7 separate regions of the Homo sapiens genome follow, and all the other regions are linked to region 3. The links are chromatin loops, found by intact Hi-C in ENCODE. Cell type or tissue: A673. All regions are shown on one strand.

Region 1 (4,000 bases), 150 kb before region 3:
TTGCCATAGTTAATAAAGTAATTTTTCTTAAAAAGTAGCAATTTCCTGCAAAAATAGTAGCTCAACAGTGGTATTAGTCTCTTATAGGAGAGGGCAGGGGAGATGAATTGTTCAGTAAATTGGCTCATCTAGGGTTATATAATCTCCTTGAAAAATATAGATGGTATCCGCAAAGTATTGTGACAAAGTAAAATACTTATAACTCCCTAGAGAACAATGTGTCTTAGTATAATGTTTTCAGAGGTTAACAGCAACTAAATATGATTGCACATATAAAAAGAAAATGTACAGGGCAGGTGATGGAGGCAAAGTTATCACAGCAGGGAAAGCTTAGTAAAGGTCCTGTTTGTAGGTGTCCCATGATAAACAGTAATATTGCTAGGAATACAGCCCCAGGAGTTAGACCTCCAGTGTAAGTTGAGAATTGCATCAACACAGATAGAAGATTGACCACAAATATTTGAGAAGCTAGACAAAAGATGGTGGCTAATAGTCATATGAGAACATCTGAGTTTTCTGGGCAACCGAATCAATCTCTTCACTATTGTTAAAACTAAATCCATTATGCAATATATTGTTACAAGCATTTCTTTGTCAGAAAACTGATATAAGCCTAAGCTGAAAAAATATAGCAGTCTGTCAATTCAAGGTGAAACTGGAAACAAATTTGAGAATGCAGAAAATTCTAAGAGTGAACACAGGGCTTTTCATAAATTCAAATACAGATGTATACGTATCTTAGAAAGCATTATGCAAACACTATTTGTGCCACCCTGTTCAATTCAGCTCAGTACACATTTTTAAATGTTCACTATGTGCCTGAGTTTCCTTGTTTTGGAGAAAACTATCATTACAAAATGAATTCCTGTATTACATATGTGTGTCCCATGAGGGTTGTGTGTTTCTGGTTGAGAACTATCCATTTACATTAGTGCTTTGCAGAATTATCTCTTTCAGAGACTTACAAGTGCACATTCACCAAAGACAAAAGGTAAAAGAAAAATCCTAGTGTAAATACAAACTTAAAGAGTGTTAAGTAACGTTTTGTTTTAAAATGATGGGAATCATTTACAAATTGAAACAGGGGTTGTTTCGTAGGCTTCTTTAAAAACACGTTTTTCTACATATAACTTCCTTCACACTTCAGTTCTTAAGAGCAAGTTCATTATAGAAAGCAAGGCATTGGGAGAGAAAAGGCTGTCATAACACCTAGGGCATTTTGCCTCATTGTCTCATTTGGCATGTGCTTGATTTATAAGGCCCATAATTAAATACTCACATAAGTTCAAGAAATAATAAGGTAAATCAAATCATAGACCCTCAAAATCCAAGCAGCATGGGGAGCGCCTGTCTGCTTTAATCATCAGCACGAAAGGATTCAGTGGTTAAGGCTATAGCATCTGGCCTCTGAGAGCCTGGGTTTAAACCCAGCCGTAACTTTTATTTGGTTGATTGATTTGAGACGAGTTATTTAATGATTCTGTGCCTCATTTTTCTCATCTGTGGAATAGGGGTGACAATAATGCCTACCTATGGTGGTGTTAAGAAAATTAAGTGGACAGAGTGTGGAAAGGATCTTGGCATGGGTCGTGGAACACAGCAACTGGTATTTATGGTACTGATGATAGTGATAACAGTAATGGGGAAAGTGATAATACTTACTAGAAAGTTTAAGATCCTCTAAGCCTGTTCTCAGTCGCAGGGAAAGCAATCAACCTATGGCCTAGTACCTGGTTAGCATGGATTGCATGAATATAGCAATCTGTATTCCTCCTTTTGCTCCCATGTTAAATGGTGGCATTTGTCTCCCTGTTTTCACAGGCCTGCACCTTCACAAACTTAAATGGGCAATTTCACTACCAAGTAATGGACAGAGAAAAACAGTGTGGATGAGAGTAAAAAATATATACATATATTCATCTTTCCTGGCTCTGCTACCAACTTTATCTAGGGACTGCATCAGGTCTGGGACTACAAAAACAAAAACATCTATTTCTAATAATCTGCAAGTCTAGAACCTCCTTAACTAATGAAAGGGGAAGCAGAAATAGTATTAAATTTTGCCGTTTTTATAATGGACAAACAATGCTTTGTTTCATGCCCTTCAGGCAACAATTCTGCAACTACTTTTAGATATTGAGCTCTGTACCCAGCCACACTGCATTAAAACTGTACTTGGAAAGGAAGGCCAGCTGAAAGATTAAATTGCCTTACAAAGTTGAACTAATCTCTTTTAATGCTTTACTTGATATCAATATTCATAAAGCTATCCTTCCCCCAAGGGTTTATCAACCTCTTGAAAAAAAAGATAAATGGAGTTGTTTGCATATTGACCCTGTAAGCTTCCCCACTTAGTTTTCCCACTGCTTCATGAATATCAAAGCCAAAAAATGTAAATAAAATTAGACTCACTTATTCGCATGCATCAAATGAGCCCATGTTTCAGAACAGAGGTGGCATTATTATTTCCGGTTTCTTCTTCAACAGGAAGACATTATAAAGATTAGTGAAAATACTTGTGCTATGCAATGTAAACGCCATTTGTTTTCCAGTTCTACTTCTCTGAATGCGTAGGAACCTTAGTACAAACCTCGGTTGTCTCTGACTGTGAAATTTGGATTGTGAATGATTTCAGGGGGTAGGCTGAAGATAAATCTTGGTCCATTGGCCGTGTCATCCTTGTCATCTGCACTAATTGTAACAATTGGCTGAAAGAGAAAGGTGGCCCATAAATAAATCATGCTGACATTGGCACATCATTTATTCAAAAATTTCTGGCTGGCTAGAAAGCCTGATTTTAATTAGAGAACATAACTTCAGAACAAAACTATGGCTCTGAAACCTTTTTGGGCAGTGGTTGGTATCTCCAAGTGATGGTTTAAAAAACACACTCTATTTCCAAGTGCATTGTTCCTAGCCAAGAATAGGGAAAGCAGGATTACCTGGTTGGAAAGTGGCTTGGTCTGATCACTCTCACAGATGAAACCTTCATAAGGGGCAGCAAACTTGGGAGCATTATCGTTGACATCAAGGACCCTAATGGCCACTGGGACTTTGGCTTCCTGATGCCGATTGTCTGGGAAGACAGAATGCAGACAGTCAAGAAAGGTCAAGGAGAAATACACATTGGTCCAGGCATATTCTTGGGAAAGAGTAAGCTCCAGCCACCTATCTGGGCAGTGCAGGGAAAGATGTTCTTGTCACAGAATCGATTTAAGAGCTGAAGGGTGCTGTTAGTGGGAGAGGCATATCCTAGAATAAATGTCAATATTAAGACCAGTAAGAACTAAAACACTTTTCCACATCTGCTGACTTTGATGCTGAGCTTTAATTCTAAAGGCCTATCATGGAGCCTGATCCCCAGAGAGATGTCTATCAAAGTGGTTCTTAAATGTGGGAGTCTAGAGAGAAGCATTAAAACCATCTGGGAACTTGTTGGAAGCAAAAATTCTCAGGCCCTATCCCAGACCTACTGAATCAGAGTCTCTGGGGCAGGGTCCAGAAATCAAGCTTGATGACTGATCAACCTGATGCATGATCAAGTTTGAGTTGTTGTCTATAGATAAACAAGAACCCACAAACCTTGGGCCTAAGGACTTTGCTTTTCTGGGTTCAGTGAAGACTAGTGACTGGATGGAGTGGGAAATCTTTCAGTGATGGTTATGAGTTTCAAACTCCTGAGGGCTACTGGCTCTCTTGCCAAGTCTATACCCAGTTCTGTCAGAGAAAACAAGAACATTTCCCTTTGCCTATATGTACTCCTAGAAAGATAACCGAAAACACATTTTAAAGACTGAAAAATCTGTTTAAGACCAAAAAAGTTAGTCTATCTCAGCTATTTTACTTTCCAGAATATAGAGTCTGAAGCGATAATACTTGGTAAAGTAGAATCAAAACCATGAGGAGAATACTTACGGATTTCTGCTGCAAAGACAGTGATGTTGAGCCAGGCTGTTTCCTCTCTATCCAGAGGTTTTGTAGTTTTAATAAAACCATCCTC
Region 2 (4,000 bases), 1.8 Mb before region 3:
GCCGAGATCGTGCCACTACACTCCAGCCTGGGCAACAGAGTGAGATTCTGTCTCAAAAAAAAAAAAATAGTTAAATATATTTGAGGAGAAAAACTGCTAAACAGTGATATTAATTAAAGGAACTTCTATAGTCTTTGTTACACTAATTAATGTAAATTGTGAAAATCCATGTTGGGGATATTGTTTGCTACTTTTTCAACTTTGACTAAAAATCTCTTTTTTGTTTTTTTTGAGATAGAGTCTTACTCTGTCGCCTAGGCTGGAATGCAATGGCTTGATATCAGTTCACCTCACCTCAATCTCTGACTCCCAGGTTCAAGTGATTCTTCTGCCTCAGCCTCCCCAGTAGCTGGGATTATAGGTGGCTGCCACCACGCCCAGCTAATGTTTGTATTTTTAGTAGAGAGGGGGTTTCACCATATTTGTCAGGCTGGTCTCGAACCCCTGACCTCAGGTGATCCACCTGCCTTGGCCTCCCAAAGTGCTGGAATTACAGGCATGAGCCACCATAAAACTCTTTACACACACACGAATACATGCACACACGTGTGCACACATGCACAAGCACCACATTTACAAATATCAAACAGCTAGTGCCAGTGCTCCATGGAATATATTTGGGAAACGCAGCTTTATAGAAAAAAAAAGGGGGTGGGGATGCTTTGTTTTGGGTCACATGATAGCGACTGTCTAATAAGGGAGATTAAATTATTCCAAGAACATAAAATCAAAGATTAAATATTATTAAAGAGCTATGGGCATGTATGGATCTTCAGAAATTTGAAGTGTTTCTGCAATTAATATGAGAGACAGACGTGAGCAAAAAGTCACGGAGAGTTTGGAAAATAAGAGACAGAACGGGATGTATTATGAACATAGCCAGAAGTTTGGTTCTTAACAGCAATGGTTCTCAAACAGAGATGAGTGATCTCCCCACTCTCTCTTCCCAAAGGCATGTGGTAACACCTGGTGACATGATGTGGTTGTCTCACTGGTGTGAGAGCGAGCATGTTATTGGCATCTAGTGGTTTGATGCTAGGGATGCTGCCAACCATCCCCAGCACTTGTAGTGCAAAGGCTAGCCCCACCATCATCACCACTGTCACCACTGTGGAGGCTTACCTCTCTTGATATGCCAATAGTGGCACTGTTGAGAAGGCTCACTCTATAGCCTTCTATGTGTAAGGGCATGACAGTCTTGGGATCATGGTTAAGGTTATATGGAGGATTTAGAATTTTAGGAAAAATAATGCATATTTTTCAGTTGTCAAAAGACAATCAGGATTTTTTTTTTCCCTAGGCAAGATACTGGTCGTTAAACTTGAATTGACAAATTTATAAATACATAGGTGGATGCAGGGGTAGGATGAAAAGAGGGAAAAGTAAAGACGAGGCTAAAGTGAGAGGTGGTGAGGCAGTTATATGTATGAAAAAATAAGAGGCTCAGATAGTCTTATTACTACTATCATGAGCAATATTTGGGCATATGGCCTCCTAGAATTTTTTAAATAATTTATGACACTGTATCACTGTATATTATATTATAGTGCATATCATGAGTTTATTAGGCAGGGGACCCTACTATGTGCTATTTTGTAAGTCTACAATTAAATACTGTTTCAATCTATAAAAATCATATATATACATATATACATATATACATATACATATATGCACACATATATATAAGATTTTTCTAGATTAAAACATGTTTTATATATATATTTTTATACCAACATATATATAAAACATATATATAACATATTTATATATATAAAACATATATATATATATGTATATTCCAGATCAAGTGATGCCACTCAGTAGAAGGAGGACAACAGAGACCTACATAGTTTCTTTGAATCTCTGCAGTTTCTCATTTTCTAACTCTTAACTCCTTGAAGACATCAGTTTCTTTGAATCTCTGTAGTTTCTCATTTTCTAACTCTTAACTCCTTGGAAGACACCTTGTGTCTTTGATTTGGCCAGAAGAACTGCATGTTAGTATCCTGGCCACTAGATGGCAATAGCAAGACAGTGTTTGATGATAGCAGGTTCTTGGTGTCTAGGTTTAAAAAAAAATACTTTTTTTTTTGTTTGGTAATTCAATTTGTGTCTGTCTATCAGAAAAGGATAAGGAGATTTCAGAGGCAGACGGCAAGGGGAAAGAGCAAAGAGCATTAGTGGTACAATTTCTTTATAAGAAACAAGAAATAGAGCTTCTTTTTTGTACACCACAAACCTGCCCTTTCTCCAAGTGAAAACATTTCACACAATTGCAGCCCTACATTTAATAGCTGTGCATCCCTTAGCAAAGGCAGGTCCTTACAGGGCAATCACCATCACTCTCCTTTCCCACATACAAATACTTGAAAGTGGTGTCTGTTTTGTTTTACATTTACTGGTAAGGATAATCCCATTTTAGTTCACAATTTTATCCGCTAAAGACATTTCTCTGCTGTCAACCAATAAACATTTTTCATTCATCTACAGTAATGTGCCAGTAGTGGTATGTTGGCCAGCCTAGGAATCAGCATGGAGATCAGAACTCTATTTATTTGAGCCATGCAATATATCGAACATTTCATAAATGGCTTGTCTTTGTCCATGTTTTAGCCAAGCATGCTACCACCTTCATTTAACCACCTAAAGGGAATCCAAACATTTCTGCTCTCTGTTCTTATTTTCCCCAAATTTGCTAACAGATTGTGCTACTGTTAGCTAAAGTTATCAAAATATCTGATAAACGGAGTGGCATGTGGTACAGTGTAAAATTTTTTTATGGAATGGATGGGTGGATGGGAAGAGAAGCAATAGTTACGGTGAGGTGACCAAGAATAATAAAAGATTGAAGAAATTTTTAAAAATGTTTAATTACCATTCAAATGTACTTCTAAGTTCATTGTTGGTATAAAAAGATTCTATTTCTTCATTTTTAAAATGAGTGAGAATCTGGGTATTTATGTAGATATAATATTGTCTCCCCAAAACATTCTGTTCTCAGGATGGATGACTTTTGGGAGATTAGAGTATGTTTTTAATGTGTATTAAGGAGACATTTTAAATGTTCTGTTTTGAAGGAGAATAGCTTATTTCACTGATACCCTTGGTTGTTTTCCTTTTCTTTCTTTTTTTCTTTTCTTTCCTGTCTTTTATTTTTTCTCTTCCTTCCTTCTTTTCTTCTTTCCTTCTCTCTCTCTCTCTCTTCCTCATTCTGTCTGTCTGTCTCTTTTCCTCCTTTTTTAAAAAAGTATCTATAAAACCACTTTTCTTTGTGAGGTGCTTGTGATAGAGGGACATTGCTGTTACTCATATTAAACTTGCTTTAAAATTTCATGGTATCAAAAACTAGGATGTGTGGTGACTCTTCAAAAAGGTAATATTTAGGTTGAGACTTGGAGAATGACTCTGAACATTCAGAGGTGGGGTGGGTGGAGGGATCATGGTGGGGATGGGGGAGATGGTGTGGCTGTTCAGGACTACGGGACAATATAGGCAGTCTTTAAATATATATGGAACTTTGTTTCTTCCACAAAATGAAATAGGATTAAGTGTTTGAAGCCCAAGAGGAAAGGAGAAAAGAATACATGTTGAATTTGGATAAGCACATCACATAAGATCATACATTTTAACAACAGAGGAGACTGTTGGATCTTAAAATATATGTATATTTTTATGTATATGTATATTATAGATTGCCTCCTGTTCTTCACTGAGAATCTATGAGAATACTAAAGGCCAATTAAAGGGTAATCGATACATTACTCATAAACACTAAAATAGAAAAATAAGGAAAACAAAATCTTCTCTAAATAATAATGTTAACACACAAATTTAAAATTACAGTGGGTATAAAACCTGTTACATATTTAAATCACATGATGGTTTAAAAACATATCATGTTAAGCTGTCTTAAATATGCAGATTTAATATTGTGTATCTCTAGTGCTTCTAAGTTATTCGTGTTTGTTTTCAGATGATTATAATGTGCAATTAAGAT
Region 3 (4,000 bases):
CAGAATAAGACCTTGGCTACTGTCTACTGCAGTCTTTAAAGCTGTTTAAAGCTGTTTATATCAACTTCCTAGATTCAGCTCTTCAATTGGCTTAATAAGGATAGAGAGAGAGAGAGAGAGGTACGAAGATCAGAAATTGGCCTCCATAAGAAATAGCATCATTAGTCTCTCTCATACTTTTGAGTTTCTTCCTCCTTTCCCTCTCTTCTCTCTCACATTCCTCTCACTTAATATCCCGATGTACCAGATTTTCTGATTGAGCAGAAACCTCGACCATACAGACTGTGAGAGAAATGCTTTGTCTCAATAAGAATCCCTGAACTCTGCAACCGTCTCATGACTAATTAAACCAAATAACAATGAAATTTTGCCTCCAGTTCAAACAATGTGCATTATTCACAAGAGCTTAGAATTTAAAATTGCCCCTTTTAAAGTTAAATAAACTGTCCAATGGTAAGTGAACGTCAGTTTACAAAACACTTTGTCTTACTTTCCACTGAGTTACTTAATACTCCCTCCCATAATCCATTTGCATTGATTCCTTCTTCATCAACTGTCTACGCATTCCAACACAGCTCAGAGCTGCAAAGAACTTCATTGCTGAATCACCAGGGAGGCAACTGTACTCACTTAAGACAAAAAACACAAATAAGTAGCCACTTAAAACAGTACTTATTTCTTTAATGGAGTTTTCCTCTTAATTATAATATAGCATTAGTTTCTTTTTGCATTCTCCTCCTGAACTTTCATGACACTATCAAACAGGAGCAAATATAAATTTGTGTAGCCTGGAATATGCAATTTAATCATAAGCCATAATTTCCATATCGCTGAGAAGAAAAAAAATCAAATGATTATACTCCAGTGCACGAGGAACAATCTTGAATTAAATTTTACTCTCTGCTAAAGTTAGGTTTTTCACAACAATATCAAGAATGGTTTAAAAGAAACAGTAAAACATTTACTGCTATATTAAAATTCCATGCCCCAAAGTGTTTACCGAAGATCAAACTGCTATTCCTTTTTGCAAATTAGAAGTGTCTTGCAGACATCTTCAAAACCTCATGAAAGAACGGGCAATGGTGTCACGGTAGTCTCACTGATATTTTTCTTCTTTATCCATTCCCTTCCACTTGGAGTCAGAAATGATGCTCTTTTTGCCAGAAAAAAATCCAGAAAATCCTCCCAGATCACTGTCTCAGTGAGAGCTGACCTTGTTTATCCTGCAGCCCAGCCCCCACCCCGGCTGCTGCTCAATGTCAAGTTACAGGATTTCCCAACTTTCTAGTAAACTCCAAGGTGGGAAGAAGATGCTGAAGGTAACAGGATCCACCCACTAGAGAGATGCTAATCCTGACCAACTGCTCGAGCAGTAGCTTGAACCACAGCTAGATTGAATTCGGTCTCTCCTGAGAGGGCCAGACAAGGCTTGTAAGTAACAAAACCGCTTTTCATGATGCCCTCAAAAGCAGATGGGCTCCATGCAGACAGTTGGAGAAGGGTGCCATTGCCCTCTAGTGGCCAGAAGTGCAATCTTCCGCGAAGGAGTCCATTTCCAGAGTTGTACAAGGCTCTCAATGTCAGGGTAAAATTATAGCAGAAAGATGTCTAATTATGCTCCTCGAGTGTTTTCTTTAGTCCTTCCTGCTCATAGGGGAGGCTGCGGATGGCTATCACAGGAATCCTGATGGAACAGCTCATTTTTAACTCCTACCAGTGCACCAGGATGTGTCCAATTTTCTCCAACTTTATTTTTCTTTTTCTTTAGCAGACCTGTTGATGTTTTTCCCCCTAATCAATTAAATCACAAATTTATATAGACCAACTACTTTTATATATTTCAGAGGCAATAACTTTAAATTAAAAAGGCTGAAAACTCACAATTCTTGGTAAGTGCAGAATAGGGATTCTTGACAAATTAGGTAACTTTTTATGAAACAGCAGCCAATTCCATAAGGGAGAAAATCATCCCAAACACATTTCAATCCCTTAAATCATTGGCTAGTGAATTTATACAGTGCTCAAATTTTCTAGGAAAAAAAAACTTGAAAGTTCATAGTCATTCTTCAAATTTGACAATTCAAGAAAAAAAGTTTGATACCTACTTTCAAACTCTATATATTCCACTGTTTTATTATTATTGAATGAGTAAGTATGCCTGTCATCAAAGTGAAAACATCAATATTGAAAGTAAATTCCAATGAAATTGTTATGTTTCTCCAACATCTACCTACATACATGTATTGAGAATGAAGGAAGACTAAAATCAGATTTGAAGATCTTGTTTAGATGGTTCTGAAAACAGATTTGAATATAAGAGATCAAAGTTTACCAACTTCATAAGTTACCACTTCATAAGTCACAGGCATTCACAGGCAAGGTTCCAGGACATGCTATGCTCCTGGGAGCGCAGTACTGGCATTGTAAATCAGACCACGAGGTCAATGTCATGGCGTTTCCCATATGAGGGTCCCCAAACCAGAATCTTTACAAAGCAGCCATGTAATTCTATTCAAAGGAGAAGAAAAACCATGAATTATGAAGACAAGTGCATTAAAAGAGCATGAAATTGATCCGTATTCCCCCAAATCATGGCGTGGCTCTCCAAGTCTGTCCCCTGCCCCCTCCTCCCACAAATAAACAATCAAACATGCACATCCACAGCCACCACTCTACAGAGGGAACATGAGTTCTAAGACATAAAAAAAATTGCGCCATAACTATTTTTTTTAAATTTTCAAATTAACAAAAGATTGCATCTTAATTGAAAATAGAATTTAGGTTTCTAGTAATTTTACTGTCTGGTGTTCTGATAAGAATGCTGAACGTAATGAAAGTTCTGAAGTGCTATCAAGATGGTCCACTGCTTCAGTTAGAACTATTTTAAAAGCTTATTTTCCTAGGCAGCAATAAGCAGCCATTTGAATAAATCTACATGTCTGGGGCTCGCCAGATTATCCAGTCTCAATCCTTCCAAGGCCTGCCTTCATTCCCCCTTTCCCAGGGGTGAGGAGGGTGGTTTATTCTTTCAAACAATGTCATAAAATGCCCAGTTTATGCAGACTCTGAAGTAACAACTAAAATGATAGTAATAATTTTTATTAATAATAGTGCATGCCTGCAAGACATTTTAATGTCTTAATTTACAATGTTTCAAAAGTAAGATGTAAAGATAATCCTTACTCAAGCAAAGTTTCCTGGCCTTTCAGATGCCTTTCCCTGGTCTCTACTGAAAAGCACTCACATTCCTTTTGTACTAGGCTGGATTTCAGTTTTTCACAGAGGTTCGAATTCCAGAGCCCACTGGCCAACTCTAAAACTTGGAATCAGAGATTACATTTAAGGAACTTCAGTAGCTGGAGCCTCAGAGTGCTTCTCGTATTGGCCACAACTCTGTCCCTTTGTTTTGTAACTTTTTTTCCTTTGTCCTATTGGAAGAAGACCAGGCTCCCTGCAGCTAGGGTTGGGCAGTTAATATTTCTGTTCTGGTGTCTGCACCTACGTATTTGTAGGAAAAACAATTCCAGGATTAACGAAAAGAAGGTCAGTCCCTTCTCTTCTCTGCCAACATATTAGGCTCTAGCGCTCAGAGCCCAGCCTGGCAAATGTGCTCATGCGATGCTACAGGATCCTCGCTCCTGAGAACACATCTGCATCCCCATCCCCAGGAAATCCAGACACCCCGCAAAACCATCGACGTCTGCTGCAAGCCCAAGTGATGAGGAAATTGATCCGTCCTCTAGCCAGATTAATTATGGTAGCCTCCCTGTGATTAAAACGAAAACTTACTGCCTCATATTAAACCGATAGCCATGATTAGAAGAAGAAAATAAGAAAAGATTTCAGAGCGATCGTAGCACGATTTCTTTAGGGGGAGACGAAGGGGGAAGACTTTAGTGAAATCTATACCCTCATACAGCCGGGTTTCAAGAACAACCCCCCACTCCCATCCCTTAGGGATAACCCGTCGTCAGGCAGGGATGGTATTAAATAATTAAAA
Region 4 (4,000 bases), 1.7 Mb before region 3:
CAGGACAGCAAGAGCAATGACTTGAGATATTAAATGGCCTGTCAAGATCAGACAGAGATAAAGAGTGAGATTCAGCTGGACCAGAGGGGCAAAGATGGAAGTAGTAGAAGGTGCATTTAAAGAGATCTGAGGAAGGCTAGCATCGCAGTGCTTGGCGTGATGTGCGAACATGCTTCACGTAGATCCGCTGTGGTGCACAGCTGGAGGGTTGCTATGCTTAGATAATATGATTGAACAAAATCTGTGAGCAAACAACTCTTTAAAAAAAAGGGAAATTCCTTGTAACCATCAGTCACTGACTATTTATTGATAAAATTAAGAGAATCTGTCACATATAATATATACTTTTAAAGATTTTGGTACTACCTTACCATAATTACAATTACTATTTCCATCAAGAGGGAAATATGAGATTTTCAAACACTTATTTAGCTGCTTATTTAGCATAATAGTATACTTTGTGAGAGCTAATTCTGGCTTTGTAATGTGACATATCTCTTGTATTTAAATATTTTATATACTAAATATATGTTAAGATATTTAAATATATATATCAAATAAATTAATAAGTTGAATATTTTAGTAACTGAAATGATCCCAGGAGTTTCCTAAATACTTTATTTTTTTCATTTTCTTGTTTTTAAGATGAAAGCACTAAAACACAAGTAAACCATGCAACCATTAATAAGTTCCATAAATTGAGATCATTTAAAAATAGTTTTTCTTCCACTATCCACTTTTATTCTGACTTAGACCAAGCCAAACTAAACATTCATCTATTTCCTGTGATTGGAACTTCATGGAATGTACTTAATATGGCAAACAACATATATGAATTGTTTATGCATTGCCTTTAGTCTGAAATGATCTTAAATAAAGTTGAATTAAAATTAAAATTAAACTGGTTGAGTATTTACTGTATTGGGAACTGTGCCTTACACATGCCAGCCTTTTTTTTAGGTTCATAGAATTACAGATATTGTGGCTTTGAATTCTTGCAAGAATCTTACAATGTAAGTATTCCCAAGTATTTTTTTATGTAAGAAGAGATGAGGTTAAAAAAAAAAAATCTCACAGGGCAATAAACTTCAGAGTCTGGATTCTGTTCCTAGTTTATCTAATGCTGATGACTTTGCTCTAAACTGCTGTGTAATATGGGTGTCCTTAAAGACCAGCTCAAAAGGTAACCTTGTTGAGCTACTGAGCTACTTCAACCTCCTCCTTGTGAATAAAAAGTAATCCTTTCTTCTTTTGGTGGAAGAATAGTCAAGAAAATAAGGTCTAGAAGTAATACCTAAACATTTGCATTCTAGTTTTTCTCATTATCATTCATATAAGCTAAGAGCATCATGACTTAGGATTTGGGGATAGTACAAGCATCCTTTATCTTCATGTAGACTGTCTGATTTATTTGGTCAAACTTTGACTTCGCACCCACTTCACTTCTGTGGTGAATGCAATTACAATATTCTGCAGTTTTATTATTTTTATTTTATTTTTCTTTTCTTTCTCAAAAGGGGTTGCAGGTGTATAGCTGATGTGTGTGTGAGAGAGAGATTATATATCTATGTAAGCTAAATAAAATGTAATTTACATTATATACATATATATCTATACAATTTACTAACCTAGCTTACTTTATTTATTTTTACTCTTCATTACTATTCAACATGACATCTAGACTTTTACCATTGATAATAATTCCGTGATCAGTGATTCTTCGAGAATTTACTAGAATTGCATAGTATTTTAAAATTAAAATAAAGAGAAATGGGTACACCTAACTCTTCTCAAAAAAAAGTCATCCTTAAAATTGCCACTACATTCTTCCTAATGAAATCTGTGAGGCTTGATTATTAGAAAAATATTCAAAACAAAATTTTTAAATGACTAATGCAATTGCTAAATTGATTAATCAAATAAAGCCAACAATTAAAATATATTTGCATTATTCTTTACATTATATACAATGTACATATTCATCTGCTGCCAAGATACTATTATGATTGTCTTCACATTGTTTTTTACTTACCTGAGAGTCTGTTTTTCTGTTTTTCCTGAGTTTATTTCATGCAATTGGTGGGGGAGGAAAGTAGTGTTACTTACTCATCAGACTACAACACTGACAAAACAGACCTTGGGTGGAATGGTTCTTTCGCTACCTTCACAGAGTGAGCTTAAGGGAACACAGGAGTATTAAAGAGAGAATGGGGTAGGGAGAAAAGTGAGATAAAATTATGCATCAAGGAAACCAACTAAAAAATGAGAGTAAGCATGTGACAGAAGGTTTTATTAATGTTCTGTTATTGCTACTGCTACTGTTATTGTTGTTCTTCATATCTTTTAACTTCTCTGAAAATCAAACATACAAATTTCTTAAGATTTTTATATTAGCAAGAATCCTACCATCCAGGGAAATAAGTATTCTAAGCATTTGAGACCACTTGAGGGCACTGTGGCATTGCATTTTGGTAAAGTGACCTTTTAAGAGTCAACTCAGGGAACATAATCTAGCTTTTCAAAACCCAGAATAAGCACACACAGGTACTCTGGGGTAATGTCTCTACAGGTGGATAGGCATAGCTCTGTGGACATATAAATCAGTTAGTGCCCCACTGAGGCAGCTCCGGACCCGATTGCTTTCCACATCTGGCCGTCCCTGTATGTTTTGGATATTTGCTTTACTGGTTGCTCAGGCTGAGCTATCCTATTATAATTTTCCAATTGCAGTGATAATGGATCATTCTTGGCATTTCCCACTCATTAGATGGATTAATTTAGGGGCATTTTCTGTCCTTGGTATAATCATTGAGAAGGGAATGAGAATAGCTGCTGCATTGGATGAATTACAGCACAGGGTCCAGAACTTAGATGTGAAAAAAGAAAGGGAGAAATTGAGGATGGAAAGAGAGGTGAAAAGGGGGTTGGTGAGTGAGTGCGTTCCTGAGGCTTAGCTGGGCAAAGGAAAACGTCTCAGCTTGCTGACTGGGATCAGAACCAGTGGTAGGTCACAACAGAATACAGTGCTAACATTGGAAAAAGTTTAAATGTATGCTAATAGAGCTCCATCCTTTCATACAGTAACTTTCCTTTTCATTAAAAATACACTGACTACAATAAAAAGCATGGAGCTCTTTTACTTGCCATTTGCATTTTTTTACATTTATAATTCTTGTAATACAAGAAATATCAAAGACACCTTGAGTTTTAGTCCTGTTTCTCAAATACCCTGTATCAGTAACTTTGTTTGATAAACATGTTTTGAACAACTACGCTATGCTCAGCATTGTGACTGGAATGAGAAATACAGAAAATCCTAAGAGCTCCTCCTACCCTTAATCAGGACACTTTATGAATAAATTGGAATGCATTTTTAAACAAATGAAACAGTAGTACAAAATGAATTGGCTTCTTATGATCTCAGATTCTTATCTTCTAATGGTATTTAAAAGCTGTAAAATTCTGATTCAACATCTTCTTGTCTTGAGTAACGGGAGCTTGAGAATGAAAAAAGCAGCCTCCAACTCCACCCATTTGATTAATTAAAATTGCCAACAACCTTGAGAGAGTCCCCTGTGGCACAGATGAAATAGTGAGCATAGCTTCAGTTTTTGACATATATGTGTTGAAAAATCAGAAGGAATCTTGTTACCAGAGAAAAAGAAAAGCCATAGTAGGGAGTGTGACAGAGTTAAAATAAAAAAGAAGGTGGGAAAGAATGGCTTTTTAAATATTTATAAATGGCAAAGAACATTTAATACAGCTTCACATAAATGTGGGATCATGAAGCCTTTGATGGGTCTATAACATGGCTCTGTATCTCATAAAACATGGAAGATGAAACTTATAAAGATTTAGAAGACAGTCTCAGAATGTCATTAATGAATGATGAGAAAGAAAATACAAAGGAGGAAGCTGGATACACGGACTTGTACTGACACCTTTGATAAAAGGTACTTTCTGCTTCAAATAAGAGGGCATTATAATTTACAACGAATAA
Region 5 (4,000 bases), 130 kb before region 3:
AAGACAATTTCTGCCTGGTGCCCTTGGGGATCACACTTTCCAAAACCAGCCCACGCAGAAAGGAAGCAGCAATCAACACAAACTTGCCAGCCATGCAAGTAAGCTGGTTTGGAAGTGGATCCTCCAACCCCAGTGGAGCTATCCCCAGTTGTTGCTATGGAGAACAGAGGCATGCTGTCTCCTCCAAGCCTTGCCCAAATTCCAGACACATGATAAAAACAAATTATTGTTATTATTTTTATTGTTTTAAACCACTAAGTTTTCCAGCAATTTGTTACACAGTAATTGATAACTGATTCAGGGACTGTTATATCCAGGTTAGAAATGAGGACACTGAGGCAGAAAAGGGTTAATTAATTACTAGATTGCATCACTACTACCAAGCAAAATACTTAGCAAAAACGATATTTTGTTTCCAGGGTTGTAGAACTTTTTACATCTTTTCATTCTCCTACTACCTCTACTCCCCGACATTGTTGTTGTTGTTGTTGTCTTGTTTTTGTGTTTTGTTTTTGTAAGAATGATATGAATTGCCCTTAGTTTTCTAGATTTTCTTTTTGATACCTCAGTAAAGCAGGAATAGGTTAGAGGAGGGAGAGAGCTGGCTGTGTCACCATGGAAAAGTGAAAGCCAAGTCCACCTACTTACTCTGCGGAAACTTTGGTGGGTTGTCATTGACATCGGTCAGTGTGATCGTCACTTTGGTTGTCCCTGAGAGTCCGCCCATATGTCCACCCATGTCCTTGGCCTGGATCACCACGTGGTACTCCTCCTTGGCCTCCCTGTCCATGTTGGGTAGGGCTGTTCTGATGATACCTGGACAGGTAAGCAGGCAACATCACAGATATTCGTTTATAACATTATGACAACAAGAAAGTTCTGAGCACTGAGGAAGCAATGCTGAATAAAATATCCCATGCCCTCAGCAAGAATCATTTCAACATGGTAATTACAACCAAAGGCAGCCATACTGAAGCATCATTATGTCTTTTCAAGCAAATCATAAAAATTACTATACAGCATTTGTATTTATGTTTTGTTGTACATTCAAGTAATAACCCTATTCTTCTCAGATATAAACACCCTAAAGACTGAAATACTTGAGTGGTCATTGCATGAATATCCATGACTAAACTCATACTTTTTGACTTCCAGCACAATCTTCTGTAAGTCTATTGCTACATACAATTCATGGAAATGTTTTGATGGTGCATATTAAGTTTAAAGCAGGAGGTGCATATTTCATGCAATACATTAAAGTGTAAATATTAATTTTTAAAAGAGTGAACCAAATCGGTTAAAATATATACAATGCTCATATAAGCACATACTGTCTATTATCACCTGTCACGGAAAACAATGATAAATTAATAACTGAATTCTGCATGATTGCTGGATATTGGCACATGAGTGCCATGCTCACTTAAATCTTTAGGAGACCTTTGGAAGCTTTTTCTCTCTGTAGATATGGCAACAGTTATGTGAGGAATATAGAGAGCACTGTGGAAGACTTAGTCCTTATTGCTCTCTTACTTCTGATATTAAAGTTGAGTTTTTAGATTATAGTTGTTATTGGGTCATCGTGAAATATGGGAAAACCAACAATAAATGTTTCATGGTGTACTAACTGTGTGATAGGCACAGGCCAAGTATCTAATCCTCACACTAACCCTATAGGGTAGCCCTCTGTATTCCTTTTTCATATTTGAGAAAACAGAGTATTAAATAAGTTCTGGTCAGGCCTGGGACTTCTTATTCACCATGTGTCACAAATCACAGTGACATTCCACAGTACCTGTCTGTGCTTCCACCGAAAAATAGGGTTGTCCTTCGAGGATACTGTACACTAACTTGGCGCTATTTCCATAAGTGGGGTCATCTGCATCTGAAGCTGTCACCTGGATTACTGACGTTCCTTAAAAGTGAAATAAATTAATTAGCAACATCTCCTCAGATTTTCAAATTATGTTCTTGTTTACAAAGTTTTATTCTAAAATTAACCCTGAAGAAGGCACCACAATTATTCAACATTCTCTCATTTTCCTGGAGTTGAGATGCAAAATAACCAGCCAACCAACCTTCCTTCCTTCCTTCCTTCCTTCCTTCCTTCCTTCCTGCTCTATAAAAATGGCCACAGTTTAAAAATGAACTTTCTGTATTTATAGTACATCCTACATTGGTTGGTGATTAAAATAATATTATAAATATTATTGCAAAAATATCTTACAACTCATGCACTTGAAATGTTCAGTATATCAAATAATTACATTAAAATCTTCCCAGAGTATAATAAATGATAATTAACGATAAATTGCTTTCAGGAAAGGACAGAGTGCAATCTTCCATCTGTAGCAGAACAATAAATACATCATTTTATTGTTGCTTTGCATGTAATAAAATTGCTGCTAATTCTACAATTTAATTAATTTATGGCCATAAATACTGAGCAGAATGCTGTTCCCTACTGGCATGAAAATTGCATCTTCCCACCTGTAGCTGGTCTGGTAGCCATATAACAGAAATCACCAGTAAACATCTGGTGAGAGGTAAGGGAAGCATTCATGGGTCAGAACGAAGGGAAACCAGGAAATTGAAGAAAGATGGGGTTCTGCTTTTCCTAAAAACAACCTTTGTTCCTGGCTGGTCACAAATAGCAAGTATCTGGGGCATGGCATGTTGGGCTTCAGAGTGGGGAGAGAGGAGCTGGAAGAAGAAAACCAGTAATTATCGAATTTCTCTGTGCCAGCATGATCTGGGGGCACATTCCATGTATTTTGCCAGCATTCCTCTGCTGGGCATTTTTTACATCTACTGTATTAGTGAGAAATTGAACTTGAGATATATGAAGCTTTGTAATCTATTTCACAAAGTTGGTAATTGCCAAAGTCTAACCCCAATCCAGCACACAACAAAACTCAAGTTATTTCTGTAACATTTTCAGCAGAGGGGCAAGGTTCTATGTGGGAGGCAAGGGAGCCAGTTTACACAGCCTATCACTACCTTTAATTTATAGGATTGTCAGTGATTTTTGTGTGGTGTACATCTCACTTTTTTCTAGTTACTCTTCTATAATTCATTATTTCATAGAAACAATCTCTTTGGAGCTCTTCCCATTTGTCAGTCACTATTCTAGGCAGGATAGATTTATAAAGGAAAATACCATCATGGTGTGGCTAGGGAAATTATTAATTTTAAATGCTTAATTTCCTTCTAGAACTCTGCTACATCCTTTACAATGGTTTTGTATTTCACATCTATTTCATTTAACCTTCAACATAGTTTATATTATCCTCATTTTATAGATGGCAAAATAAAAACTTAGAAAGGTATAATAGGTTGCCTGGGTTCGTAAGGCTGATTAGGAGTACAGCCATGATTCATAGTACTGTCTGACAACAACGACTGTACTGTCATATGCCATAATACAATGTCTGAGTTCTCAAAATAATAAGAGCAATCCATGACAAAGCCACATCCAGCATCACACTGAATGAGCAAAAGCTGGAAGCATTCTCCTTCAGAGCAGGAATAAGACAAGGATGCCCACTCTCACCAGTCCTATTCAACATAGTACTGGAAGTCCTAATCAGAGCAATGAGGCAAGAGCAAGAAATAAAAGACATCGAAATAGGAAAAGAAGAAGTCAAATTATTTCTCTTCACTAATGATATGATTCTATACCTAGAAAACTCTAAAGACTCTGCCAAAAGGCTCTTAGAACTGATCAACAACTTCAGTGAAGCTTCAGAATACAAAATCAAGGTACAAAAGTCAACGGCATTTCTATACATCAATAACACTCAAGCTGAGGACCAAATCAAGAATACAGTGCGATTCACAAGGGCCACAAAACAATAAAATCCTAGGAATACATCTAACCAAGGAGGTAAATGATCTGTACAAGGAGAATTTCGAAACACTGCTGAAAGAAATCATAGATGACACAAACAAATGGAATATTGATCCTTTCAATGATATTGATTCTTTCAACCCATGAGCA
Region 6 (4,000 bases), 640 kb before region 3:
AGCCCCACACGTGATCTCTGGAGACAGCATGGATTCTACACAGGTTTGCAGGTAAACTAGCTCCCTGAAAATATTGGAATTATTCCAAACAGATGGCAAGATAACTGGCTATATCCATCACTCATTGTTTGAGGGCTGCCCCAGAAATTTGAAGGTCTCCATGTATTAAGGCAAGTTAGCTACTGATAGCCTGAGGGAAGACTGCCTGCTAAGAAGCACACGTGCTAGCTGTTGAGAGTAAAGGTATACATGGAACTGACCATGAAAACAGTGTAAAAGGAATCATAGGAACATAGGCAGAGCCCTGACAGCATCTGCCATAACAATAATGCTAATATTAATGTAATCAGAAAAGGGGTCTTGATGCAGACCTCAGGAGTGTGTTCTTGCAGACAGGAATTCAAGGTGAGTCAAAGAGAGAAGAGAAGGTTCGTAGAAAGCTACCCTATTACAGAGCAGGGCATACTCAGAACACAAGAAGAGGAATGCTTCACAGTAAGAAGAGACAGTTTCTTGAAAGCTATTCCATTACTGAGTAGAGTGTCCTCAGAAAGCAAGTGGAGGAATTCACTATCTTTGCTTGAAGTTTTTCTTACACAGGAGTCTTACCTATGTAAAGAATAAACTAAGCTGTGCCTACATGTGGGTGGGCTGACAGCATGACAAAATGTATTATTCTATTGATTTAAATAAAACTATCTGTGACGTGTTAGTGTGTAAGTATATTAAAGTATAACTGTAATTATCTTGAAAGCACATATTGTTATGGTTATTGAGAGATCTAGGCTTTCTGTTTTTATAGGAGTTTGTCCTTACAGGCATTACCAAGCTGACTCCTTAGGTAAAAACATCTTAGGACTATGGGTCATGACTAGCAAAGACTGTGCCTTGCCAGTTTTAAGATGGAGTTGATTTTAAAATGGTGGCACTCTGGCTTTCCTAGGCTCCTGCTTTCCTAACATTAACATCCCAGCAAAAAGTTTCCATGAACATAGTAGTCTGCCCTTTGTACTTTTGCCATCATCTCATGTTGCTGGGTAAGGATTATTAGTCCCAGTGATAGATGGTTTAGGTGAATATAATTTAACATACATGCATATGTACACATACATAGACATAAATATTTTCAAATTCCTGTTTAGCAATTTATTCCATAATATTTGGTTTTACTATGAAAGTAGGTCATTTAATTAATTAATTAATGTTAGTTATACAAATTTATCTTTGCTATAGTGCTTTACATAAAAAGGGGAATAGTCTTTGGTAAAATGTATTTTTAAGTATTTAAGTCCCTTTTGAGTCAAGGTAGTTTCAGTCATCAAAAGTTTGCATGTATAAATTGCATGGAAAAGTCCCAAAGGAGTGCAAAGAGAACTCTTGTCTCTCATTTGGGCTACAAGAGACACACTTTTCTAAGATTATGACTCATGATAGTTGCTATAATGGTGCATATTAAAACTTTTTTTCAATAATATGAGAAACAATGTTGATTTTCAATTACACACGTAAAGAGCTGAATAGAGAGTATCTGGATTTCTGCCATGTATTATTCTTCTCTCCAGTTCCTGCCGATCAGTTGAACCTCTCAAAATAAGATATGGATCAAAGATGGACCTCAGAATTCCCCACTTATCAGTTCCTAGAATGAGAAAAGAGTTGAGAAACATCTAAATTCCTGATGTCTGTTGATTCAGACATGCACATAAAGCAAACTGCAGTAATTAGGGTCATATAAATTTCCTATAGCCATTAGCCCATCACCTTCCCTCATGGGAAAAGAGAACCAGGCAGTGGGATCTTCTCCTTGACTCCTGGAACCCCAGGCTGCCTTTCTTTTTATTTGAGTTAAGATGTGTTGGTTGCCTGGATACGGCTGAGCTTGTGAAAAAAATGTCACTGAGCTGCTGTCATGATGGCCATTTTATTACCATGATTTATAAATGGATTATCTGTGAAAATGGCTCTGGTTTTAATCATGCCCCCTGCAGGAAATGGCCTGTTCTTATTGGTTTGTTTCAATGACAGGTCGAGATATCCTGATATTTTATAACAGTTGGTAGATGCTTTACTGCAAATGATATCCATCCTCCAGAAAAAATTAGTTAACTTCTAATAGCATTAACCTCAGGAAGTGTATCCTGCCCACCCCCTCAATCTTATTTCAGATTCCTTCTTCTGGGGCATCAAGCTCCCCTTAGCTTTCCATCCTGTTTTCTCGTAATTCTGTTTCAAGGAGGAAGCAATCAACAACAGATTTCTTCCACAATGTTCCACATATGGGAATCACTCTTTGATGTTTTACAACAAATGGATTTCAAATAGTGAACAGGAGAAGATGCACAGATTCCTCGGTTTTGTGGTTCCACAGGAGGAAGGTGATGCTTTGCTAGGGTGCCTGGAATCAATCCTATCATCATCATCAATTTATTGAGTCTTTATCCCAAGCTGATAGCTTTACATATATTGTTCCTCACTTTCAAACCAAGGTGGATAATCTTCAAAATAGGAATTATCTTCACCACTCCCAGTCACACAAGGTTAATTTAAGTGACATAGTTAAGTGGTAGGAGTGAGATTCCACCCAGGTGTCTATGATACAAATCTTCAGTTATTTTCTTCACTTCATTGCTTCCTAAAGCTTATTCCATAGAACACTAGTTCTGTACAATTTCCAAACCTCCATTCCCTACCTGCAATAAGGTTAAAAAACAAAGAAGCAAAAATAAATATCTGGGGATAGTCTTGAAGATTCACTGTACATGCTAATATTCTGAAAGCTCTAAGAGTCTCTAATTTCTGTTGATAGTTTTAACTGATCTTTTCCCAAAACTTAGTCAAACATGAAATACATGTTTAATTAACACCTACTAATGGAACTCTGTAAATAAGGGTTTGCTGAAAGCTTCACTAGAGTATGTTTCAGTGCCTATACTTATAGATTTTTTCTTTTTTTAAAATCTACTTATATTTTTAGAAGTTTGATATAATTTTATAGTATTTGTAAAGTCCATACACTCTATCTTTTTTTTAATCACCACAGTAAACTTTATTTGAGCATGAATGCAGTGTGAGTACCATGCTTTTCCTCATTTCATCTCAATTACAAAGATCAAAAAGATTGAGGATTTTGCCTAAAATTACAGAGCTAGAAAATGGCTGAGCAGAGAGTTAACACCCTCATTTACTTTTGAATTTTGAACAAGGAATCACAAGAAAGTGTGCATAGACATTATCTAATCCTATTCCATTTTTTGGTCTTGGAAATATGAGTTTTTGAGAATTTAAGAGATGATACTCAAGCTTCAGGGTAAAAAGGCAGTGGAGCAAGGATTAGAATTCAAGTCTTCTCATCCTCAGGCTAAATCTGTTTCCAGAAGGATCTGAGTGGCACTTCTGGCAACACATCAAAAAGATTTTCTACCACTCCTTCTCATTTTAGAAGTTCAAATGTGTGAATCAGGTCATCTAGCATGCAATATGCTCAGCACCCTAATGTGTTTTGTAACTAAATGGAAACTCCACTTTTAATTAACTAACATTGATTAGCATATCAGTTACTCTAACTCATTACAAACAAATTAGACCAAAAATCTGACCATATGAGCATGAAATAAGCACTATTAAATTTCTATTTGGATAGAGATTGAACTAAACTGTTGCTTCTAGTATCAAAAAAGCCAAATTATCCTTTACTAAGATTTAACTTGGAATCAATATTAAAAGCTGTCTCTAATTTTCATTTTATATATTCCTCTCATCTCCGTAGAATTTCCTGGTCACCTGAATGATAATTAAATAACACCAAATGCAACTTACATTTAACTATAAGATTTTGTCAGACATAACAATTTTTTAATAGATCTTAACATTTGAACATTTGCAAGATTTAAGATTTCTTTTAGGAATGAAAAATAGACTATAGTCATGTTCTTTTTGTAGGAAGCATATAAACAGGATATAAACAAATCTGACCTAAATTGAGTCATGGTTATTTTCATTT
Region 7 (4,000 bases), 1.0 Mb before region 3:
CAGGAAACTGGCAAGGATTCTTTGATTTGGAACTACAAAGAAAGATCAGGTAGACAAACATATTGAGAAGACTCAAAAACACAGCCAGTCTGCAGAGATAAAGAATTATTCCAACAACCTCCACCCACCACCTGCCCCCATGACAGTTTTGGGGGCATTCACTGTTAGAGATTCACATTAAACGAGATAAACTGGAGAAACATGGGTCTGTGTGTTGAAGAGGCCCTGGGATGATGGAAACCCTCATGGTTAGTTGAGTGAAGAGGCATGAATACCCTAATGTCAAAACAAGACAGTAAGTGAAGACATGCCAGAAGAACTAAGTGTTGCTGTCTGAATGAAGAGAAAAGAGTTGGCTACTGAGATAGTGACCTCTCCTTTCTCCTTTCCTTTCCTTTCCCTTCCCTTCCTTCCTTTCTTTCTTTCCTTCTCTTCTCTTCCCTTCTTTTCTCTTCTTTTCTTTTCAAGATGATGTTTTGCTCTTGTTGCCCAGGGCTGGAGTGCAGTTGTATGATCTCGGCTCACTGCAACCTCCATCTCCCGGGTTCAAGTGATTCTCCTGCCTCAGCCTCCTGAGTAGCTGGGATTACAGGCATCCACCACCATCCCTGGCTAATTTTTTGTATTTTAAGTAGAGATGGCATTTCACCATGTTGGCCAGGCTGCTCTCAAACTCCTGACCTCAGGTGATCCACCCACCTCAGCCTCCCAAAGTGCTGGGATTACAGGCAGGAGCCACCATGCCTGGCCGATGGTGACCACTGTTTAAGAAGAGGCTGCACCGTATTGTTTTTAGGAAGTCACAGCTCTGGAATCAGACCAAACTAGGCATAAATCTGGTCACTTCTGTATCTTAAGCAGATGATCTTATCCTGTCCGTATCTACAGCTTCATCTTGGGCCACTTTCCAACGTTTACCATACTTCAGCCTCGCAGGCCTGCTTCCCATCCATTGAGTCCTTCCAGCTACTGACCTTTGCTTTGACCTGAAACCTGAAGCCAGCCTGTCAAGTAGATCCATAATGTGAGTGACAAATCCAAGTTCCTTGTGTAATTATACATTTTATTACAGCTGCATTAAAAAATTAAATAGGAAACTGTATTGGTCCATTTTCACACAGCTATAGAGATACTACCTGAGACTGGGTGATTTATAAAGAAAGGACTCACAGTTCTGCATGGCTCGGGAGGCCTCAGAAAATGTACAATCATCACAGATGCAAAGGGGAAGCAAGGCAAGTCTTATATGGTGGCAGGGGAGAGAGAGAGAGGGAGAGGGAGAGCACAGGGGAAACTGCCATTTATAAAATCAGCAGATCTTGTGAGAACTCCCTCATTATCAGGAGAATAGCATGGGAAAAACTGCTCCCATGATCCCATCATCTCCCGACAGGTCCCTCCTTCGACATGTGGAGATTACAATTCAAGAGAGATTTGCGTGAGGCCACAGAGCCAAACCAAATCAGAAAGTTACTTCTAATACATTTTATTTAACACACTATGTCGAAAACATCAGCATTTTAACCTGTAATCCATATTAAAAGTGAGGTATTGACTAGGTATTATTTTAGGTTCTTTTTATTTCTTCTTAAGATTTAGAAATTTGTTGTGTATTTCACACTAACACACACCTGCACTTATGCTAGCCACATTTCATGTCCTGCATCAGACAGTGTAGATTCAACCCTTGCTTTTTTAATTCTCTTCTGCTATGGTTTGAGGATTCCCTCCAAATCTCATGTTGTAATTTTGTCCCCAAGGTGGCAGTATTGAGAAGCAGGACCTTTAAGAGGTGACTGGGTCATGAGGGGTCTGCCTTCATGAAAGGATCAATCCATTCATGGACTAATGGAAGAAAGGGTTATCATGGGAGGGGAACCTGTGGCTTTATAAGATATGGAAGAGAGACCTAAGCTAGGATGTTAGCATGCTCAGCTCCTTTGCTGTGTCATGTCCTGTGCTGCCTCAGTACTCTGCAGAGATTCTCCACCAGCAAGAAGGCTCTTACCTGATGCAGCCTCTTGACCTTGGACTTCTCAGATCCCATAATGGTAACAAATAAATTCCTTTTCCCTATAAATTACTCAGTTTCAGGTATTCTGTTATAAGCAATAGGAAACAGGCTAAGACATTTTCCCTCCACTTTTGCTTGGACAGCTGTTCTAATCTACTAGAATGACTTAGAGAAAAGCTGCACTTTCAGAACAGAATTTGCCTTCGTATTATGTACTCCATGGTACCCTATAATCCTTGATTATAGCGATTTCATGCTAATGAATTACTCGTGCTGCAATCAGTTTAAAAGCTGTTATCCTCATTAGATTGAAGGCTCCAGGACTACTCCTTTTATAGGTATCCTTATATCCCCAATGCTTACATAATGCCCAATAAGAGGAGGTATTTGACTAATGTCTGCTGACTAATCATTATCTAGTACCTTGGAGCCTTTATTTTCTCATCTGTAAAGTGGGAATAAAATAACAACCCTACTTCATAGAGTTATTGTGAGGATTAAATATGTTCACATATGTGTATGTGTGTGTGTACTTATAATCATGGCTGGAATATCATAGCTGCTATATAGTATCTAGCTCATGGTAACAGTTGCAGCAGACCTTCTACCCCTAACTTTGTGATGGTTAAGAATGTGCTGAGGCACCAACATGGCACATGTATACATATGTAACAAACCTGCACGTTGTGCACATGTACCCTAAAACTTAAAGTATAGTAAAATTTAAAAAAATTTTCAAAAACGAAAAAACAAAAACAAAACAAAAAGAGAATGTGCTGAGGAGTGTGTCTGGCATATGACGGGTGACTTAAATTATTTTTAGGCTTAGTCTATTTATTATTTAATATATGTGTTAAATAATATATTATATTAATTAAATCTCTTAGTATTGCTTTGGAGTCCCTGCTTTGGACATGACATTCTTAAGAGATCCAAGAAAATAAAGAGGATGCCTCATTTTGGAACAGTCTGCATACTTAATTACTAGAAATAGCAGAAAAAGGGCATTGATTAGGGTTCACATGAGATTGTCTAGTGAGTATGGTTAGGAAGTAAGACCATTTGTTTGTAAACCAGAATTTCTAGATTCTAGTATTTCTACTTCTATTAATATATTATATGATTTAGTAAGGTATTTAAGTTTCTATATTTTTATTTGCCCAATGAGAAGTAAGATTAGCGATTCTTCATTGCCTAAATTTTGGTCAGCCAAGAACATGTGTACCCATAATTGGTCCTTTTCTTAGCCCCCTTGCAGAGACACAGCCTGCTGGCCAGCTTATTGTACTCTCTTTTCATTTCCCTTACTCCTTTAATCAGAAATAGAGACGTGACAATGTTGAGTCTCCTGTGGACTAAAGTGGACTGGGAAACACTGGGCTACACCATAAAAGGCCTGTCTGGCAAATGCTAATAATCCATATTACATATTCAGTCCTTGTAACGTAAAAACAGAAATCTACAGAACAAAATAATTGTACATATAACCCAGTGCCCAGATGAGTATTTAAAAGCCTTTTTTAAAGCACTTTAAGGAATCTCCACACTGTTTTCTCCATAGAAGTTGTACTAGTTTACATTTCCACAAGCAGTGTAGAAGTGTTCCCTTTTCACCGCATTCACACCAATATCTATTATTTTTTTCTTTTTTGATTATGGCCATTCTTGAGTAAGGTGGTATCACATTGTGGTTTTGATTTGCATTTTCCTGATCATTAGTGTTGTTGAGCATTTTTTCATGTGTTTGTTGGCCATTTGTGTATCTTCTTTTGAGAATTATCTATTCGTGTCCTTAGCCCACTTTTTGACGGGATTGTTTTTTTTCTAGCTAATTTGTTTGAGTTCCTCATAGATTCTAGATATTAGTCCTTTTTGGATGTATAGATTGCAAAGATTTTCTCCCACTCTGTGGGTTGTTTACTAAAGCAAACGATAGCCCTCAAGGGGGGTGTTATATACAACTCACTATGAAGAACTTAGTAATGT

Evidence for each region. A loop is a pair of places that touch in the nucleus more often than their neighbours do. Peaks named below come from ENCODE experiments on the same cell type or tissue, not always from the same donor. Only the 100,000 strongest peaks of a DNase experiment are listed, where the experiment ranks them.
Region 1: it touches region 3 in a loop (3-fold over the local background); 7 of 110 quality-filtered maps call a loop at or near these places.
Region 2: it touches region 3 in a loop (4-fold over the local background); 24 of 110 quality-filtered maps call a loop at or near these places.
Region 4: it touches region 3 in a loop (6-fold over the local background); 25 of 110 quality-filtered maps call a loop at or near these places.
Region 5: a loop joins it to region 3, with 4 times the contacts of the local background. A loop is called at or near these places in 9 of 110 quality-filtered maps.
Region 6: a loop joins it to region 3, with 2.9 times the contacts of the local background. A loop is called at or near these places in 17 of 110 quality-filtered maps.
Region 7: a loop joins it to region 3, with 13 times the contacts of the local background. A loop is called at or near these places in 30 of 110 quality-filtered maps.

The regions. Positions count from the first base shown.
Region 1 is chr16:64,968,989-64,972,988 of GRCh38, forward strand. It overlaps CDH11 (cadherin 11), which reads right to left. Exons shown (of 13, transcript NM_001797.4): 9 at 3,916-4,000; 10 at 2,943-3,076; 11 at 2,591-2,708. Among named protein-coding and RNA genes, the nearest start is that of CDH11, 150 kb to the right of the region's middle. In A673, no CTCF peak of the experiment used is centred here; a DNase peak (open chromatin) is centred at 2,433.
Region 2 is chr16:63,359,195-63,363,194 of GRCh38, forward strand. All of the region lies in intron 2 of LOC105371308 (a long non-coding RNA gene), which reads right to left. Among named protein-coding and RNA genes, the nearest start is that of LINC02165, 370 kb to the right of the region's middle. In A673, a CTCF peak has its summit at 2,022 (motif pointing right); a DNase peak (open chromatin) is centred at 2,027.
Region 3 is chr16:65,116,654-65,120,653 of GRCh38, forward strand. The region is part of intron 1 of CDH11 (cadherin 11); the gene reads right to left. Among named protein-coding and RNA genes, the nearest start is that of CDH11, 3.4 kb to the right of the region's middle. In A673, a CTCF peak has its summit at 1,521 (motif pointing left); DNase peaks (open chromatin) are centred at 1,508 and 3,488; H3K4me3 peaks cover 3,733 bases; H3K27ac peaks cover 1,862 bases.
Region 4 is chr16:63,458,971-63,462,970 of GRCh38, forward strand. The region is part of intron 2 of LOC105371308 (a long non-coding RNA gene); the gene reads right to left. Among named protein-coding and RNA genes, the nearest start is that of LINC02165, 270 kb to the right of the region's middle. In A673, a CTCF peak has its summit at 2,421 (motif pointing right); a DNase peak (open chromatin) is centred at 2,461.
Region 5 is chr16:64,991,120-64,995,119 of GRCh38, forward strand. CDH11 (cadherin 11) reads right to left here. Exons shown (of 13, transcript NM_001797.4): 5 at 1,796-1,915; 6 at 649-816. Among named protein-coding and RNA genes, the nearest start is that of CDH11, 130 kb to the right of the region's middle. In A673, no CTCF peak of the experiment used is centred here; DNase peaks (open chromatin) are centred at 72, 2,102 and 2,532; H3K27ac peaks cover 3,821 bases.
Region 6 is chr16:64,479,761-64,483,760 of GRCh38, forward strand. No RefSeq gene overlaps it. Among named protein-coding and RNA genes, the nearest start is that of CDH11, 640 kb to the right of the region's middle. In A673, no CTCF peak of the experiment used is centred here; a DNase peak (open chromatin) is centred at 1,911.
Region 7 is chr16:64,088,104-64,092,103 of GRCh38, forward strand. No RefSeq gene overlaps it. Among named protein-coding and RNA genes, the nearest start is that of LINC02165, 360 kb to the left of the region's middle. In A673, a CTCF peak has its summit at 1,780 (motif pointing right); a DNase peak (open chromatin) is centred at 1,778.